2 separate regions of the Mus musculus genome follow, and region 1 is linked to region 2. The links are chromatin loops, found by intact Hi-C in ENCODE. Cell type or tissue: left cerebral cortex. All regions are shown on one strand. Links, peaks and the distances in the headings refer to the core of each region. The heading gives the core; the rest is flanking DNA.

Region 1 (8,000 bases), core at 1-8,000, 360 kb before region 2:
ATGTCATTATAGTTATACATATATAGTTATATTTACCTATATAGTTATGGTTATCTGCCAAGGTAGGATGGCCACCACTGGCTTCCTAGCTTAAAGTAAGAAGTTTCCCATTGCATGGAGCCCTGGAAAGTTTTCAGGGTTCCTGCCTAGAGCATTAGCAACATCTGTCATATGAATGTGACAGATGGGTCTAGGGAGAGGGTAAAGGAGGAGGAGGTGTCCCAGCAAGGGTTGATGGCCAGGGCACAGCACTGAAGGAGACAAATCAGAGCTGGCTGATAAGGGAGTACTCAAACTCAGACCCCAACGGGAGGCTCGAGGCTCCCTGGCTCATTGAGAGTTTGGATACAGAGTCCATGTGACCCCAGAAAGAGAGGATAGAGATGGAGAGATGGAGAGTTACAAGAGAGAACGTTGCTGAGCTTGGCAAAAACAAGCAAGCAAGCAAACAAACAAACAAAACCCCAAAACACAGGGCAAGACTCCAGCAGATAGTGAGACTATATCTTAGTCCACAGCCTCGTTCTCAGCTCAGATAATCATCCTCCCAGTTGCCCTAACAGTTACGAGTGGTTGCTTGATAGGTTCTTAGAAAGATGCACAAGTCCCTGAGAGGGCCAAGGCTGGCAGAGAGAAGAGCCTGCACTCCATCACACTTCCTCCCCCATGCTTGTTACTAGGATGTGCTCCATGGAGCGGCAGCAGCTTTCCTGTGACCATGAGGCAACCAAATGAGCACGAAGGCCTATACAGCAAGTTTGACAGAGCAGAAATGTGTACAGAGTTTGGATCCTTGATAGCATCTTTGAACTATCCTGCTAGCCAAGTACTATTTCCTTTTCCTGTTTGAGACAGGGCCTCACTATGTAGTTCAGAATGGCCTTAAGCCCTCAATCCTTTTGCTATACCCTCCCAAGTGCTGGGACAACAGGCATGGACCACCACGATTGGCTCCCTGGACTTGTTATCCTACAAGATACAGAGAGCAGTGTGTCAATGTTCTTTCCAATCTCGAAGCGTATCTGCTTTGCTGTTGACCACGTTTCTAAGTACAGGAACCGCAGATCCCCCAGAACTGTTCTTTTACCAAGTTTAGGTGGGCGAATACTTTTTGGTACAGAGCTTTGTGGATATGAGTACACTGTAGCTGTCAGACACACACCAGAAGGGGGCATCAGATCCCATTACAGATGGTTGTGAGCCATCACATGGTTGCTGGGAATTGACCTTGGGTTGATGGCTCTTAACCACTGAGCCATCTCTCCAGCCTTTGGTACAGAGCTTTATCCTCGGGCTCACCTTATACTGTGCCAGCTGACTGACTTCCTTCTCTTGGGGCTCGACAGTCCACGTGAGAGAAAGGGGTAACAGATCTAGCCAGGATGGCTGCTTGAGGGATGAGGAAGAAGGTGGGGCCCGAGGGAGGTTCTAGGTGACATAATGGCCTCCATACTGCTCATGCTCCCCTCTGGTCTTGAGTGGAGAACACTCAAGAACTAAAGGCTTCTTTGCTTAGTCCCCTGCAAAGGTGTCTCACCGCTTTGGCACAAAGCCAACCCTGATGGTCTCAGGGGTCACCTTTGTCCTCCTTGCCTCTGGCCTTTCACTCTAGGTCCACGCCCTTCAGCCACCTGGTCTTCCAGATGTCCCTCCACACCAGTCCCAGGGCCTCTATATGTCCTGTGCTTGCAAGGCTCTGCATCAACCCGTGAGTGCACACGTGCTATCTCTTCTCAGAAGCCCACCAGATGCCCTGGTGGCTGTGACCCCGCCGAGAAGCCCACTCACACACCCTGGTGACCCTGCCAGTTTGTGTGTTTGCTGCTCGTTTTTCCTCTCTGATGCTCAGCAACAGAGAACAGGAAATGTCTACCCACTGTCCAGCACAAAGAAGGGATAAGAGAAGAAACACATGGCGAAAGAGGCAAGAGAGCAGCTGCACTCGTGTAGGAAACCACAGTTCTGGAGGACGAGTCCAGCGCTTGGGATAGACCAGGCCAGCCCTCTACTGCTGAGCCACAAACCAGGTCCCACACTAAGTCTGCCATTTTGGGGGCTGCACTTTGAAGACTGAATTTAACTTTAGCCCTATGATTTAGAGAGCTAATATTAAAAAAAAAAGTCACCTCCCATAATCGAATTATTCACTGCAGAGTTCAGAACTGATGATATCAATACAATAACCCACAAAGACCCACAGTGCTCTGGCCACTGCTCTGTGTGCATTAACTACGTTTTTTGTTGGTTTATTTTGAGACAGAGTCTCAGTATGTAGCCCTGGCTGTCCTGGAACTCACCAAGAGCTGCCTCCCAAGTGGTGGAATTAAAGGCGCGCGCCACCACTCCTGACCAAACTTTGTTCTTATAGCAAGGAGATGTCCTTGTGATCCTCACTGTGCACACAGAAACAGACTCAGAGCACCGAGTCAGGTGTCTAAAGTTACAAAGCCACGAAGGGGCCTAGTCACAGTCCTGACTGTCCCAGGTCTCCTTAACGAACCACCCCAGGATGACCTCCGACACACGAGCCCCCACCCTCCCCAAGTGCTCTAGGGCCCCACTGCCCGAGTCTGCGCTGACCCTGCCTTGAGCTGAGTGAGCGCCTCCTCCACTCTTGGCTGGTTGTATCGCACCATGTAGCTGTGCATATCAGGGTAGTTGCTTCGGATATTCTTCTCCGTGGACCCATTGGGCACCGTTCCAAACTTCAGGGGTGGGTATTGCTCCTGGGGCCGCTGGAACTAGGACAGAAGGAGGAGTTATTAATGTACCCTCTAGGAAACACCCAAACCGAATGCCACATTCTGGAGAGCCTGCAAATTAAGGGTCAGGCTCAGAGGGTGTTGGCAGAACCACACCCTTTGCTATGTGACGTATGACCGACATATTGTTTGCACCGATGTTCTACCTCCATTCCCCTGAAGACAACACTTAATGCAACCCATTGCATCTATGCTACAATCCGCTCACAGTCTGAGATAGGGGGCTAGCCACTGTAGTCTCACAGTGTCCCTTATGGCTTCCACCCCCACATGCTGTGGGAGGATACCAAAGGCAAGAGTACAAACAGAGGGGGTGGGTATTTGGAGTGTTTGGATGGGATAATTCTATGCGTGGTTGAATCTAATCAGTAAAAATTGGACTTGACTTTATTGCTGTTCTTATTCTAGACAGGGACTTACTATGTAGCCAGCCTGTCCTTGAACTTATGATCCTCCTGCCTCAGCCTCTGGAGGACTGCAATTATAGGCATGCATCACTAGCCTTAGATTGACTCCTGAATGTCCTGGTGCTCAGTGTTATTTCTACATTATTAGTCATTCATTGCTAATGTATTTCACCCAAGCATGGTCACCAATGGATTAGCTGTGTCAGAAATTCCATCTTCATTATGGTGTGAGTGATCCACTTGTCTAGAACACCCCATTTGGCATCACTGCTCCTGGGACATTGGGAACAGCCTCTTTCCCCAGGAATGTTTAAATCGTTCAGCTCCTTTCAGAACCTTCCATCTTTACTCCTCTGGGGACGAGGGGGCAGTCTCCCAGGAACCCCTCTGCCCTGGGACAAGTTACAAGCCAGCTCAGCCTGCCCCCTGTACACACCTTCCGGTCGCTGAGCCCAGACACGGTGTCCACGTACTCCTCCTGGATCATGAAGGCAGCCAGATTGGCTGTATAGCTGGCAAGAAAGATGACGGCAAAGAAGGCCCACACCAGCACCATGATCTTGCTGGTGGTGCCCCGAGGATTCTCCACTGGCACGGAGTTGTTGAACACCAGGGCCCACAGCAGCCAGATGGATTTCCCAATGGTGAAGGTAGAGCCTCCGGGGCCTGTGGGGGCCAGGACAGGACATGGACCTCACAGTCCCTCCACTCCTCATACTTAGCTTTACCCCAGGGCTACTGGGATATAGTTCTGTGTGGGGTCAGCTAAGGAAGGGACTCACGTTTGCCCGTGGCCAGGCTTCGGTTATAGCCCACAGGACTGAGGTACTCAAAGATGAAAACTGTGACGGCGACCACGGTGAGGCACATGACGAACATCATCACCCACACAGCGGGGCTGTAGGGCTCTGGGGACATGGGAGGCATCAGCCAAGCAAAGGCTTGAGGGACAGAGGGAGCCCAGTTGACTCCATCCTATTCTGTTCCCTCTCCTGGTCCCTACTTCAGGGACGGCCTATTATCACATAGACTCCTGGCAGTCCTCCTCACAGAGAGCTACTATAACCGTTTCTATGGTTGTCACCGGCCCCATCAGCTGTCTACTATATATCCTGAGCTCAAGACCTGAGTCTCCACCTCACCAGCTTTCCCTCAGGGCCTTTCATCCCATCCCAGGCTCTGCATCTTGGCAGCCGTGACCACCCAGCCCCAGGTCACAGCCCCCTGCTCCTTGATCCCGTCCCTCAAGCTCCTTGGGCCTGTCTTCCCCATCTCCATGGCCAGCAAAGAAAAAGCATAGTCTTCTCTCTGGGACCATCTCCCCAATCTCATGGCCCCAGGGGAAAGGATCTCTCTCTCTCTCTCTCTCTCTCTCTCTCTCTCTGGAACCTTGTTCAGACTGCCAAGAGCAAGGGGCAACAGATATGACCTGCTGGCCTTGTCCTCTTGCCCACTTCTGTTGTCCCCAGATCAGGAGTTGATGTTTCTGCCCAATGCACCACAAAGTGGCTTCCTGGTCACACCCAGATCCATAAACATTGTCCCTCGCTGGTGTGCTTCTGCATACCTCTGTCCTTTGTGTCATGGACCACTGCGGTGGCCCCCTTGCCAACCTTTAATCCCAGCACTTGGGAAGCAGAGGTAGGCAGATTCCATTGAGTTCGAGGCCAGCCTGGTCTACAGAGTACCAGGACTGCCAGGGCTACACAGAGAAACCCTGTGCCAAACAAACAAACAACCCCCCCCAAAAAAACCCCAAACAAACAAACAAAAAAACCCAACAACAACACCACCCTCTCCTGTCCTATCCACACCAACAGCCACCCTGTGCCTCTCTCTCTTCACCTCAGCCTAATTTCTCATGATAGCTATTGGGGGTGGTCTAGTCTGCATCTCTCGAGGGGGGAGGGAAGCTCCTAGGAGACAAGAATTCACCTGTCTTAGTCACTATGGTCTTCTAGGTCTTAGGTTTAATCCCCAGCACTGGAAACAAACAAACAAACTAAACAAACAAACCCTACACATTTTTGTGCTGGGGTACACCTGGCCCCAGAGAGCCCTCTTTAAGAAAAAAAAAAAATCAAAAAACCAAAAACAAATCCTTACACTCTGGAGGCAGGCAGAGACAGACATATAAGAGTAGTTGGATGTTCAAGGCAAACCTAAGCTATATATTAAGCCTATATCTTAAAACAAAATAAAACAACCAAAAATCAGCTAGGAGGTGTTGGCCCAAATCTTTAATCCCAGCACTCAGGAGGCAGATCTCTGAGTTCTAGACCAGCCTGGTCTATAGGGCTAGTTCCAAGACATCCAGGGCTACATAGCGAAATCCTGTCTTGAAACACTCCCTCCACCAAAAAAAAAAAATTATTGGGCTGGAGAGATGTCTCAGTGGCTAAGAGCACTGGGTATTTTCTCCCAGAGGACCCAGGTTCAATTCCCAGTGCCCACATGGCAGCTCACAGCTGTCTGTAACTCCAGTTCAGTCAAAATGACAACGCACAGAAAATAAAAATAAATAAAATCTTTAAACAAACCAAAACCAAAAATCTGGCCAGATATGGTAGGGCACACCTTTAGTTCCAGTACTCAGGAGACAGAGGCAGGCAGCTTGCTCTGAGTTCTGAGTTTCAGGGCAGCCAGGAACATAGAGAGACCTTGTCTTTAAACAAATAAAAAAAAACAACAACAACAACAGCACCCCAGACAACTGTGGATGCAAACCCAGGGTTAGAGCCGTGGAAGACACTGCAAGTGAAGGCTCCTGAGCTCAGGCTGACTGAACTGCCGGTTGAACTTCCTGCCAGGCAAAGTATTTCTTCCATTTTACAGATCAGGAACCTCAAGTTGGAAGTGAGGTCACCTCATAGGACCCAGGGCCCACAGTGTGAGGGACAGTTGCTCCAGCCTTGTCTAAGTATGACTCTCTGTCTTGGCTGGCTCACCGAGGAAGGCAGAGGGGGACACAGTGCCATTGCTGCGTGCCACCATGACGCTGATGCCTGTCTCTACAAAAGGGACGGAGAAGTCCACGATCTCTGACCGCTCCTCATTGATGGTGAGGGAGCCGATGGCCATGTCCGCACGCTGATAGAACACCTGGGGTGGATCGAGGAGTTGGCAAGGGGAGCGGCTCAGAGGACAGAGGCCAGCGCTGGGCAAAGCCTGGCCCTGGGAGACAGTGATGGTGTGGGAGACAGGCTAGGAGGTCTGGTTGATGAGTGAGGAGGGGTACAGAGGAGCAAGGGAAGTAGGGGAGAGAGAGAGCAGAAGCAGGAGCAGAAGAGGTCTCCTCTACCCCGCCCACTGCCCCAACATCACTTGCTTAAGGTCTAGGGATCCAGATTTCCTGCCCCGCCCCTTCTAGGAGTTCCACCCTCCAAACCCCCTTCCTATGAGTTCTACCCTCTAGTCCCGCCCCTCCCCAGGAGATCCACCCTCCTAACCCTCCTCGCCATTGTCCTTCAAGGTCCCTTCTTCTGACCGCCTCCCATAAACTGGCCCAGCCCCAAGCATCCCAGTCCTATCCCTGAAGTTGCCCTTAGCTGTGACCCTCCACTTCACACAACGCCCTTACCAAGCCGGGCAGTCTCCTTTGGCCACGCCCCCTGCTCCCGGACGCCCTCCTCATGGCCTAAATCCTCAAGATTCCTCTCCCACAGGTTCTGTCCCGCCTGTCTTACCTCACCAATCATGCCATTCCAGACGCCATCGATCTTCTTGCCATGCTTGCCGTTGGTAACCAGGTAGAGGTCATAGCTGAAACCGATGGTGTGCGCCAGCCTCTTCAAAATGTCAATGCAGAAACCCTTGCAGCATCTCTTCTCCGGGCGGGGAGCGTCAGGCGGAGGGCTGCGGGGAGCGACCAGGCTTGAAGAGGTTGGGGACCACTGTTAGGCTCTCCCATGAGGCCAGAGGCTGCTAAAACTACGGATAGTGTTTTCTTGGGAGATGAAGCTTAAGAATTTCTTGGCTTCCCCGCCAAGTCACGCAGCGGGAGGGCTGTGGGGCTGGAGCCTAGCCCGCTGTGCTTCAGGGGAAAGAAAGAGGCCGAACCCTCTGGCTCTGGGGCTGTCACCTGTGGGTACGGTTGAGCTGGCTCCGGCAGGGAACCGAGTCTCTGATGCAAGTGCCGCTGATGGGGTCTGCAGGCTCTACAATGACAAAAGGTCTCTCCTCCAGCGTGGCCACAGTGAGGTGCTGCGTGTCATCCACCGGCTGCAGGAAGCGGCCATAGCGGGACCATAGAGGGTACTTGAGGCGGAGGGTCTGCTGTTCCCAGCTGCCCACCTTGGCAAAAATAAACCAAACCAAACCAAAACAAAACAAAAACAAACAACAACAAAACAAAACCAAACAAACACAAGAGTCATACTGCCGAGCACCGTGGCAGCATTCCAGAGTGTCCTGACTTTGCTGCCCCTCCCTCAAACCAAAGATCGAGTTTACCAGTTTCCTCCAGAACCCAGAATACCTTGCTCCTTCCTCCTTCAGACCAGAACCTGTGCCTTCAGTTATGACTTTCCATAACACGTTGGAGTCTAGACCTGTCTCTCGTCCCTCAGACACGGGGGTCCAGACCCCCCCGCCCCCCTCCTTTAGACCCATGGGTCCAGGTTCTCTTACAGATGCCTGGGGTCTGGTTGGCCACTCACCACTTCCCACGTCCTGTCTCTGGTGAGGGAGATGACTACCAGTGACGGGTTTACCAGAAAGCCATCCTCATTGAAGGAGTAGTCTCGGTTATCCCAGGTGATGTTCATGAAATACCTGCCAGGGAGGAAGGGGGGGGGGCTTTCACATTGGGACCTGGGTTGAGTTCCTTGGT
Region 2 (11,900 bases), core at 1,761-9,760:
GATATATATATATATGTATATATATATATATAATATATATATATACACACACACATATATATGTATGTATATATATATGTACATATATATACATACATACATATATATCACATGTCCAAGTACTGGTGTATGGAATATGTTGTTTCCTTTAGCCAAGGTCTAATAGAGACTATAATGGGAAGAATTAGCAGTCTAACTCCATGAGATTCCCCCTCAGAGTCCAGCCTCTAGCCTGAAGCTAGGATAGCTACAAACATAGCCCAATACAAAACCATAAACTTACTTAAAACAATATATTATTTTTGAAAGGTGTTGTAACTCAATTGTATGGGAACTTTGTAGATGTCAGTGCCATGTCACAATGTCAAAAGGTTGGACATTACTTCAAGCCATGGACTCAGCTTGTGACACAGAGGCCACAGTCCTAGGAGACCACACACTCTCTGAGATCAAAACAGGGTAAGAAGGGGTCCTTCGGGCACTGTAGCCTAAGCCTGCTCACTGCTGTGGAATGCTGCAATCCCAGGCACATGTGTGTCAGGAATCCCGCTGCTACTGTGTAAGTGGCGTGTGGTGGGCAGTATCCCAAGCTCATGCTGCTGCCACAGCCTTGCTTCCCAGGGCCCTTGCTAGAAAGAGCTGAGCTGGGTCAATGAGTTCACTCAGATTTATGCCGGCAGCCTGATTTCTAAATACCAAGCCATCTCGAATGTCTAACATGCAGTACAGATATTAACCGTGGCATTTTCACAATCAAATACTGATGAAATTTAGTAAGACAAAAGATGAGTATTTTATGGGGCCTGGAGATAGTATAATGAGATTTAGAGAGAAAATTAAAGGTCTTAGGGAATGGAAAGATACATAATCCTAGCCCTGGGCAGAGATAGGTCTAGGCCATAGATGGCATTAGTATGGCTGCATTCCCAGACCGGGGTGCCAAATTCCACACAAGCTACATCTGGCAGGGTCATCATGAATTGTTTTATGTCACCCACCCTGCTTTTTACCCCACCTATCCCAGGCTTCTGGTGATGGTTCTGGTTCTGCTTGGCATAGCAAGTCTGAAGTTGCTTGCTCCTGACCAAGACCATCAGAGCCACCCAGGGCTTAGGCAAGTCTCATGCTAAGAATGCTTGCTCCCATCTCCTGACACCTTTATCATGGCATCCCTGCCGGACATCAGAAGACAGGGATCAAAAGGTCAACTTTGAAAGTGGAGGCGAAAAAAATGGACAGAAAGGATCACAGCTCACATCAAACTTGGCAGCACACAGTGCCTTGCTCAGGCCTGTCCTACCTTCCGGATGGTTGGGAATTTGCCATCGTAACGGTAAAACCACCCAAAAGCTACAATGACAGAAAGACAAACGATGAGATGCAGAATCCACAGGCAACAGTTGGGGGTTGCGTTCCCAAGGTATGTGTGGCTTTGTAAAACCCAACAGCAAGATCATGCCCTTTGGCCCACTTTCCCCTCACCTGGTGATGGATCTGGGGCAAAGCAGGCTAGAGACCACTTGTGTACCGTCCTGATTCCCAGGGTCAAGGTCACCATCAATGTATCTCCCCCAGAACACTGGCTTCTGAAGTTCATGCCAGAAAACCAGCAAGATTGTCTTTGTGGAAAGACATGCTTTTCCAAATCACAGAAGTGGGCACAAACACAAAGGCCCATGGAAAGAAAAAAAAAGCACTCCCTAAGCTGATGCCTGCTTTCCACATCTAAGAAATGGCTTCAAACAAAAGGCAGTTTGAGCCTCTGCCTGGAACCACTGCCAGAAAGAGTCAAAGTATCTAAGAGCACAGACCGCAGCCCCTCTTTTAACACCAAAGAAAGGCAGTCATTCTGGAAGGTTCTGGAAGGGCAGTTGTGGTAACAGCAAGCAGGAGATAAGCTTCCCGAAAGCAAATCCCCTGCCCAGGTCAGATAAACAGGTCATAGTCCCCTTGCCCAGGCAATGGCAGAGTAGGGCAGCACCCCAGACCTGAGCCGTCAAGGCTAGAGTTAATAGCTCATGCTTAACTGTCTGTGCTGTTGAGCTCAGACTTAGAGCAGGCACACCAGCTCAGAGGGAGGGGGCTAGGGACTCAGTACTATGGTAGAGGCCAGAGCAGTAGGGTGGGAATCTTGGGTGGGTAATATTTAAATATTTGAGCCAGTGGTTCCTCCATATTGGCACATGCCCAATAAGTTTTCAGCCTAGCCATGAATCTTGTCCCCAAAGTTTAGTTCTCAGTGCATGGACCAAGCTTGGAGCATCCTCACAGACCCCAGGGGTTCCCACCATGGTCCAGCTCTTTCAAGCTGGTTCTCCACTATATCCAAAGGAGACGGGCAGAGCAAGCAGGGCAGCCAAGCCAGGGAGCAAAGCAAGGGCGCCAACCTGCTGTCTCTGCTCCTCCGTGCTTCCATCCAAGTGGTCTGCCGGCTCCACTCCCTGATCATCTACCCAGGGGAAAAGAAGGGCAAGCCAGTGAACCAAGGGGCTTCAGAAAAGGAGCTCTCTAGGTGTCTGGGAACCCGTGACTAGTTGTCTCGAGGAAGCTGTGGGGTCGGGGCAGCAGCAGGGCTCAAGCGCTTCCAGCTAGGTCTCCTTGCTCTGGTGTGTACACACAGTGCTTTGAACCTTAGTAGCCTTAACTTTTCTGTCTGTAAAATGGGCTAACAGTAGGGTCCTCCGATCTGACATCAGCATGAGAACTGTTTTGCAGGGAATAGGGTTGAAAGTTGGAGGCGCAGGGAGAAGACTGGCAGTCTCTGCGAAGGGCTTTTCATGGGAGAATGGATCTTTTTACTCCTCATTCCCCTAGGGATTCTGCATCCTCTGGGAGAGTTATCTGGGCTATGTGGGCAGCAGCTGAAGGCTGGGACTCCCAGGGAGGTGACATACACAGGGCATGTGCCATTAGGATAACAGGAGTCTGTGGAAAACCAGCTATACACTCCAGTTATTTACAACCTGGTTCCTGGCCTCCCTGGGACACCAGCAGGAAGTACGGAAGCCTGCTTGTTAACTGTTTTGATATTTCATAATGTCTCCTTTCTCAGGCTGGGCATTCAGTTGCTTTGCTGTCAGCTCCAATTACATTTACTAGACAAAGGCACACAGATGCTTAGGGAAGACAATGAGGGCACAAAGAATTGCTCGATTTGAGAAAAAAAAAACAAAAAAAACAACTTCCCACCAACTTTCAAGTCATGGGTCTGTTGGATGGGCAATAACTGAGGGTGTCCTTGAGGGAGAAGGGACAGTGATGTCTCATTAAAGTCCCTCATCTTCTAACTAAGAGGGGGAGTCCTTCATGAAAAACACCTTCTCCTCCCTCACACCCTGCCGTTAAGCTAAAGAAGGGTCTTTTGGCATCTCGGGGATGGTATGTCCTAGCTCTGAGGGCTGGGCAGTGTTGCGTGTGGCTGGCCAGCCATGGCTGGTCGGCTGAGGTAGCTATCATAGCCCCATGGGGGGCCAGGTTTGGGAGAGCTGCCAATGCTGTCTCTAAGCTTAGGTTGCTTCTTGACCTAAGATTGGGATGTTCCAGGCTCTTCTCCGGTTGCTCAAAAAGGTAGAGCCCATTCCTCACAGGCACGGAAGCCTGAGTCAGAGCTAGCTTGTTGGCTATAGGTTGAATGGAGGTCAAGGAGGAGCTGTCTGGGGGAGTTTCTGCTGGCTCTGCAGCCTTCCTTTACCTCTGGGGCTCTCTGTGGACGGGGCAGGTGAGAAACAGAATGGACCTTCTCTCAGAGGCCTGGCTGCATTTGTGGACCAGCCCTGAATACTGTCATCTATAAATACTGCCAACTTGGCGAGATCTAGAAGCACCTAGGAGGCAAAGCGCTGGGTTTGCTTGTTCTAGATTAGGTTAACTGAGGTGGGAAGTCCTGTCCTCACGTGGGAGGATTCCATGGGCTGGGTACCAGACTGTATAAAAAGGAGCGTGTGTGTGTGTGTGTGTGTGTGTGTGTGTGTGTGTGTGTGTGTGTGTGTGTGTTTCTTCACTATGGTCATGATGTGACCAGCCACCTCATACTGTGAGTCAAAGCAAACGGCTCCTTCCTTAACTTGTTTTGGTCACAGCAACAGGAGAAGGAGCAGACACAGGGCTAATGCCTGCGTGTGAAGACAGCCAGCTGCCCAGCTGTCCCAGGTGGGTAGAGGACTCAGTCATCAACCGAGCTTGGGTTCTGCCTCAGGATAGCCTAGCCCGAGTAAAATGAACACTCTTGTCCTTTTATTCAGGAAAATTAAAAAGCATTAAATAAATAGCTAGGCTTGTGAAAGGGCTTTTATTTTCCACAATCCCTGAGTCTGTGAAGCCCTGGGACCCAGTTTCTAGAAGCGTACTACACTCACTCAGATTACCTTTGTGAGAAGCAATTAAAATCGATTTCTCTCCTTCTGAAGCTCCCATTTCACGCACAAGAGAAACTAGCTCCTGTCTAAAATACGAATTACTCTCTGGAAATTTGTCTCAGGCTACATCCTCGGCAAATACAGACTAGCGTGGGGGAGGCTGATGAGAGAGTGCTTTGTCGTCCCTGAGAGATGACACCTGTGCCCTGCTGCCAAGAAGGAACGCACTAGGGGGAGAGTGAAATGGAAGAATCTAGAAGTCGTGCACGTCTGTTTTGTTGTTGGCAAAGGGGCTTCTCTATAAAGGCACAGGTGGGAATCTGAAGTTGGGTGAGTTAGCTAGACCTCCATGGCAATGTGGAACCTTGGATCTGGGGTCCAGGGATATTTCCACCCAGAGGTTCCCACAGTCTAGGCCTGAGCACAAGAATGTTATTGACCTGCCCATGTCAATTATAATTAGAAAGAGATAGGGCGTGGGAGTGAAGACCCAGCCAGGAACGAGGGACTTGTGATGGCCACGGGCTACACTGTTTGAAGCCGCTCTCCTCCACCACCTCCTGGTGGGTGGGGCTGAGAGCAGGTGGGTGTGGCTGAGAGCGTGTGGGTGTGGCTGAGAGCAGGTGGGTGGGGCTGAGAGCAGATGGATGGGGAGCTTCTGAGGGAGGCCTGAGCTGAAACTGGAGGAAGAACACGTGACACGTGACTGCTAAAGCGGAGATGGGAAGGGCAGGGGGAGCTTAGGGCCAGCATCGCACAACCCCCGGGCTCCAGTGGGTACATGGCAGGTCTTACGCTCCTTCCTCTGCCTCCATCATCAGAGTAACAGTGGCAGGAAGGTAGGTGATGGGCCCCTTTGACCAGTTCCTCCCTAGCTGCCTGTCAACCTTGCACTACCAGAGATCTACTCTCTCTTTCTCGATGTTGGTTTCAACCCAGCCCAAGTTCAGAACCAGGCCAGAAGACACCACGACATCCACCAAGCTCGGGTAGTCATCCTATAAACCAATTCCACATCCACCAAGCTCTCTGTCCCCTCTGCAGCATCTATGTCATTCGGTACAGTGAGGCAGCTGGTGCATGAACCAGACAGACCCCCTGGCCCCAGACGAGGAAGGAGAGCAGACTCTCTTACTACGAGGCTTTAGCTGATGCTCATCCACTCACACTGCCTCTCCTGAGGGAAACGCAGCCCAGACAGCCCTGGGATAGTCACCTGGAAAGGTGCTGATGAGAGGAGGAAGACTGTATTTCTATCTAGCGCCCTTAGCCTCAGGCCCTGGAAGGGCCCATCCCGGACAGGTCATACATACACTTGGGCTTGCGAAGGGGCACCGGGTGCACCTCTGCGGTGATGGTCTTAGGCAGAATGAGCTGCTCCTTTGAACCCCAGTCTTCTTTCCACTGCTTCTTAAACTTCTCTTCCTCCTCCGAGATCCTGAAATGAGACCCCCCCAACACACACACCTGTGATTGATGGCAGAACCTTCAGGGGCTCACCTCTTGCTGCCAGGGGACCCCCTTGGGAAGGGAGGCCTCATGGCTCTAGCCATGAAAGAGGACCACCACTGCAGTGGAGTGTCAAAGCTGAGTGTGCACACAGCTTCAGCAATACGCTCTGGTTGCACTGAGACAAAGGGGCTTGCTTAGAATTACAGATGGGTGGCGAGGATCTTGAGCACGGTCAGCTGGGTCTGCAGGTGGCTTGCCACACTCCCAGGAGCATGCTCAGGTCCAGTGCTAAGAACAGGCTGAACCCTGCACTGAGCGTTGTTCTACCTTGTATGGAACAAAAGCTCCAGGCTGTGCCTTGCCCTGAGTGAGGAGTCTATTATGCAAAGCAACATTTGTCTCTGTTTGTTTCAAGTAAAAATGCAGAGGTGGGATGACTCGGCACTGTGTTTGTGCTTGTAGACACGACCACGTGTCCAGGGCTATCCGTGGTAGCTCCTCCTAAGAGTAAAGAGGTACTACCCATAAACCTACCAAAGCAGCCTGGGAATATATGGGTACGTGGGTGTATAGAGTGAACCCTGAAACTCACCCAGCATACTAGAATAGTGAAGGGAGCAACACCCCAACCTGGACCCCATAAAGAGAAGGACACGTGACATTGTCATGGCGACAGTTCCATTCCTTGGTCATCTGACCATCCAGTGTATGTCAAATGACTGACGCGCATCAAGGGACTGACAGCCAGACAATTCCCACCTGTCCTAGGGGCTTCTGCTCATCCATCGCCGTGAAGCATGTAATATGCTGTGTAGGTGTAATAATAGTAACTACGGTCACGAGAAAAGAGGGAGATTGGAACTATTGGGTGGATTTGAGCCAATGAAGTCAATGCAGTTTGTGGATTTTGTGTGATTCTATATGTCATGGAATGACAGACGTGTCTGTTTCTGACTACACGTGCTCAGCACACACAGCCATGGGCACTCGGGCTGGACCCCACACACTCACTGTTCCATCTCCTTCCGGTATCTCTCATTCTCCTCGGCAGCCTTCTGGGCGATCTCCTTTCTCCTCCTGAAACACAGATAGAGGTTTGCTGGCGTGAGTCTCTGCACAGAGCGCTCGCTAACTCTCCCTGTGCCTGACTCCTGATCTGAGAGACAGTTTCAATGTTCTCTGCCGTCCATCTTCCAGAGATGCTGCAACTGTGGGTGTGGTTCTGTGAAGTCTAGGCCCCGTGGTCCTGGGTAATTTCATCTGGCGCTGCTGGGCGGGGATCCTGTGCCACAGGGGCAGGCGCCAGGGGCACCTGAGGACCAGCTCTGTGCAAAGGTAAAGCTCACCAGGCTAATTCTGTGACGGAGGAGAGGGAGTGGCCTTCTCTTCCCTTTTCCAAACACTTAGTAAGCACCCAAACTGTGTCAGGATTGGTAGGCTGACACTGGTTTTGATTTATGAGTTGCTTATCCAGTTGCTTTTCTCAGTCTATTTCAAACACGCAGGGGCGGGGCTTATCACCACAGTTAGGGGACTCCATGGTGACTGCCAGGCTCCTGATCCAGTCTGCTTCCTCCCAGCCTGGCCTCCTAGGATTCTGGACATAGGCAGCTTCAACTTACAAAGACTCAGCCTTCTCACCTATTTAATGGGTTGATGCTCTCTGCCTTCCAGGGATACCATGGGAGCTAAACTAGCAACATAAACAAAGTCCTGAATACAGTGAGACACAATAGGCAGGTGGGTGCTCAGTATTGCTGGCAGGAGCCTCTCTTGTATAGTACTGGTGTCTGAAAGCCAGGTCTCCTTAGCAAGGAATCAGGCTTTCTAAGGAACTAGATGGACACCTATTCTAGCACTGAGAGCACAACCGAAAGAATCCAAATGGGCCAGGCCAAACAGGCAGAAGTCAGTTGTGTCTGGTGTGGAATGTAGGTCCCCAGCTGGCCACTCACTGGCGCTCCATCTCCTGCTGCTCCTGGAGGATCTTGTTGGACTCCATGGCCAGCCGCTTCTGCATGAGGAGTTCCTGCCGTTGCAGCTCACGCTGCCGTGCCTCCTCCAGCCGTTCCCGGTCCGTCATGAACAGCTCCCGGCCCTGTCAGGGGTGGGAAGGGAAGCTCAGGCCCTGGGAGATATGAGCATCCTCTGCTACAGAGCTGGTCAGGAGTCCTGGGGGGCAATCGCTGCATTCTGGACTTACGGCTCCAGCAACGATGGAGATGGTCAGGCTGCGGCTGCTCTTCAGGACATTCACAGCCTGTGGAGGGAGGCAGGGGGATGGTCAGTTGGGACCTGGCACTCAGATCGGAGCAGTGCAGGCCTAGAGCATAAGGGTCTCCGTCATTGTGGCACTGGCTGGAAGACGTGTGTGGAGAGGAGATACAGCAGGTGAGGACATTACATCTCACCTCCTTGTGGTCCAGGTTGGTGAAGTCTATGCCGTTGACTTCCACAATCTGGTCTCCTGTCTGGGAGAGAAAGAAAAACGGGTCAGTGTGTGTGTGTGTGTGTGTGTGTGTGTGTGTGTGTGTGTGTGTGTAATCCCTACATTCATCTACAGGAAGGTCTCCTGGCATGCTAAACACATAGGCCAGTGATCCCACAGCCACATTCTTCTTTGAGTTAACAGACCAGGTGGCAAGCTCTGACAGGGCTCTTCTGGGAGGGCCCCAGGCTCATCCTGGCACCCCTCCATCCCATAATGGTCTTATTGGCTATCACATATCATGTTATTAGAAGTTAATATCTGTTGCTGTTATAATATTTCCTTTACAAGGTTTAGTTAATGGACACAGGAGGCTTTGGACTTCCCATATAGTGTAGGCTATGTTGGACCCTCAGTAGAGTAACAGTCTCAGCTGACATTTATTGATCAATGTTATGTGTCTGGCATAGATCCAGCCTAAATGCTCACTTCATTTACACAACAACCCTGGAAGGGAGATTCTAGGATCCTTATCTTGTAGGTGAGGAATTCATCTCAAGAAGTGATTAAGAGTCACATCTCTGAGGGTACACCGTGGAGATTGACTTCCAGCCCCAAGTTCTAGTATGTAGCCTTGGAAGAAACAATGCCTGGTCTTGGCTTCCTCATCATGGAGTAACTTTAGTACCTAATCCTCAGATCTGGGGCAGGGCTTAGAACGTGGCATGTCAGCTCTAATTCTTATCACTACAAACTCACGATCATTGGCTGTCAGAGCTGAAGAAGGCTACCAAGGGGTCTAGTACCACTTCTCTACAATGGTTTCCCCTGAGAGACCACTAGGGAGTCACCAGCCAGCGCTGGCCAGGAGAAGGCTATGTGAGAAGACGCAGCATCTGTCAGTGTGTGAAACCCACCTCACCCCGTATCCCTCTCCCATCCCAGCACTTACCTCTAACCCCACCTCTGCAGACAGGGAGCCAGGCTTCACGTGGCTGACGAAGATGCCAGGCTTCTGGATGGGGCCACTGGAGATGCTGCAGGAGGCAGAAATGTGGGTGAAGCTCTGCCCTTGCGGCTCGTCCCCTGAAGCTCTCCCTGTTCATTCTCAATGACCAGCCTGTAGCCTTCTGCCGTAAACTCAAGGCCCAAGCCTTCTGTCTCTACCCTCCCTTCCAGTCCAATTTTCACTGCTGCCCTAGGCAGAAACTCCTCGTGATTTCATCTCCTCAGCCCCTCATGCTTTTTGTTTTCTTTCCAGAATTTTCCTGTTCATTCCTTATAAGATTTTCACCAATTAAGCTAATTGCCCCGAAGGTTGCTAGTGCTTCTAAATTATAAATAGCAAGAATGGCTCTTGTGTTATTTCCTCTCCCAGGTCTGTGGCAGACATCAGTAATCAATCACCGCACTCTTTCTCACCCAGCTGGGTACCAACTTAGAACCTTTCACAGAAGTGTGCTCCAGGGTGTCACTATTAACTGATGAGAGGTAGGAAATGTATTTAACACCCCTGAGGGAGGTGTAGCATCTTTATCACACAACATTGTAACTATCTGTGTGGTTAACTTCTATATTAGGCAACATTGTAACTATCTGTGGTGTTAACTCCTATGTTAGGCTGCCATCTTCCAGAAAGAAGGGAGTTGACATTTTATTTTTATTTTTTTGAGATGGGTCTCATCTAGCTCAGACTAAAATCGAGCACTACGATGTAGCCCAGGTTAACCTTGGGTGCCTGGTCTTCCTGCCTCCATTTTTCAAGTGCTAGATTTACAGGTGTGCACCACCATGCTCTGTCTATACAGTGCTAACAACTGAAACCAGGCCTTGGCACATGTTTGGCAAGCACTGTACCAACTAAGCTATATCCTTAGGACCCAAGGACAGACATTAAAAGTCATTCATGGAGACAGGTGTGGATGTAGAAGCCAGCAGATCTCTCTGAGTTTGAGGCCAGCCAAGGCTGCACAGTGAGGCCCTGTCTCAAAAGCAAAGCAAAACAAAACAAAACAAATAATTTCTGGGAATGGAAAGATGGCTCATCAGTTAAGAGCAGTTGATACTCATGAAAGGAAGCCTGGAGTTTGGTTCCCAGCACCCATATGAGGTAGCACACAACATCTGTAACTCCAGCTCCAGGGAATTCAATGCCCTCTACTGGCCCCAGTGAGTACCCATACTCAAATCCACAAAAACATTCATGCACATGCACACACACACTTACACGTAAGTAAAAATTTTAAAATAAAAAATTATAAAAGTGTTAAATAAATGCAAATGAAAATAAATAATAAGAACAATGTAACTAATAATAACTAACATTTACCAGCTGCTTACTACCTGCTGGGTACAGAACATGATACATTGTTTCTTTTACAATAGATCTGTGACATACTGTTATCCCTCCAAGGTACTTATAAAGGAAGAGACTTCAGCTCAGAGTGGCCCGGGGCTCAGTCACTGCTCCAAGTCTGAGGCAGACTGGCAGGGTTGGAACATATCTCCCAGCAACTGTAGCACCCGCATCTCAACAAGACCACTACACAGAGCCCAAAGCTCCTGCATGTGGCGGCTTATTGTTTTATTTTATGAGACAGGGTCTAGCAACCCTAAGCTAGCCTCAGAGCTCTTTCTGATGGTGCTGGAGTTGTAGGCTTCACTGGCCCCTCTTATGGGACGGTTCCCAGAAGCATCAGTGACAAGAGAACTGTGGCAGATGCCTAGCTGGAGAATGTACTTTCGCAGTGAGGGAAGGGCTCCTATAGAATGGAGTTCTATCTCTGGCTCTGTCTTCTGCATCATCACCAGTGCATGAGCCCCACAGCCAGTGGACCAGAGTCTTCAGGAGCAGTATCGAGGAAAGGGAGAGGAAGTTCTGGGGAGCCTGGGATTGACCAGCTGTCACTGAGCCCTGGGCATGTCACCCACCTAGAGACTGGTGACCGAGCCCAGACTTGCCTGCTACCTACCTGCAGCCCAGGCCCCGAGAGCCCACTAGACTGATAAACACCTTCTTCTCCTTGGTTGTCCGATTGCCAGGTGAGCCCAAGCCACCTCGCACACCCTGAAGGAGAGACAGAATCAGGTTACTGGGTCTACATGCCTTCAAGTGGCCCTTTTAGCTTGAGACATACAGATTAAGTAGCCAATATTCATGGAGACTGGAGACATCATATCCTTGCGGTATGAGTCTGAAGGCCTACCATGCTATACCAGGTACCCTAGTGACCTATGGGGGACCCCGGGGTTACATTCCCCAGAGCCATTCCTTCTTCAAGGCCAGCTACCGAACCCCCATGGCAGGTAGTCTCTTACCCCAGATTCCGACACGAACTGATCCACATACTGCCATTTGAGGGACTCCTCAGGAGAGCTGAGGCGAAGGCAAGAGAGAAGATGGAGCCGGTAAGCACACTCGAGGGAGCTGGGTTCTGTGTCACTTCACCCCCGCAGCCCAGGAGCAGTGCAAGTTCAGGGCCTGGGGGTGGAGTAGATCCCAGGACTCTTGGCCTAGAGGAGACTCACAGATAAGCCTGCTTACCTCTTCACAGGGATCAGTCCGATGTCTGTGGGGAGGAAACAGCAGGTTAGGGAAGCTCCTATGCCCTTGGGGTTGGGGCCACCTCCCACCCAACCCCCATCCCAAAGCGCCATTCCTGTCC

Evidence for each region. A loop is a pair of places that touch in the nucleus more often than their neighbours do. Peaks named below come from ENCODE experiments on the same cell type or tissue, not always from the same donor. Only the 100,000 strongest peaks of a DNase experiment are listed, where the experiment ranks them.
Region 1: it touches region 2 in a loop (2.5-fold over the local background); 2 of 42 quality-filtered maps call a loop at or near these places.

Annotation. Positions count from the first base shown.
Region 1 is chr7:45,850,623-45,858,622 of GRCm38, forward strand. It overlaps Grin2d (glutamate receptor, ionotropic, NMDA2D (epsilon 4)), which reads right to left. Exons shown (of 12, transcript NM_008172.2): 3 at 7,828-7,942; 4 at 7,251-7,462; 5 at 6,856-7,024; 6 at 6,118-6,271; 7 at 3,952-4,077; 8 at 3,606-3,835; 9 at 2,581-2,741. Among named protein-coding and RNA genes, the nearest start is that of Grin2d, 12 kb to the right of the region's middle. In left cerebral cortex, for the core only: no CTCF peak of the experiment used is centred there; no DNase peak of the experiment used is centred there; H3K4me3 peaks cover 775 bases.
Region 2 is chr7:46,213,631-46,225,530 of GRCm38, forward strand. It overlaps Ush1c (USH1 protein network component harmonin), which reads right to left. Exons shown (of 27, transcript NM_001163733.1): 6 at 11,780-11,804; 7 at 11,554-11,611; 8 at 11,208-11,302; 9 at 9,188-9,272; 10 at 8,219-8,278; 11 at 8,011-8,067; 12 at 7,763-7,905; 13 at 6,819-6,884; 14 at 5,669-5,793; 15 at 1,301-1,350. Among named protein-coding and RNA genes, the nearest start is that of Ush1c, 19 kb to the right of the region's middle. In left cerebral cortex, for the core only: no CTCF peak of the experiment used is centred there; DNase peaks (open chromatin) are centred at 4,972 and 6,205.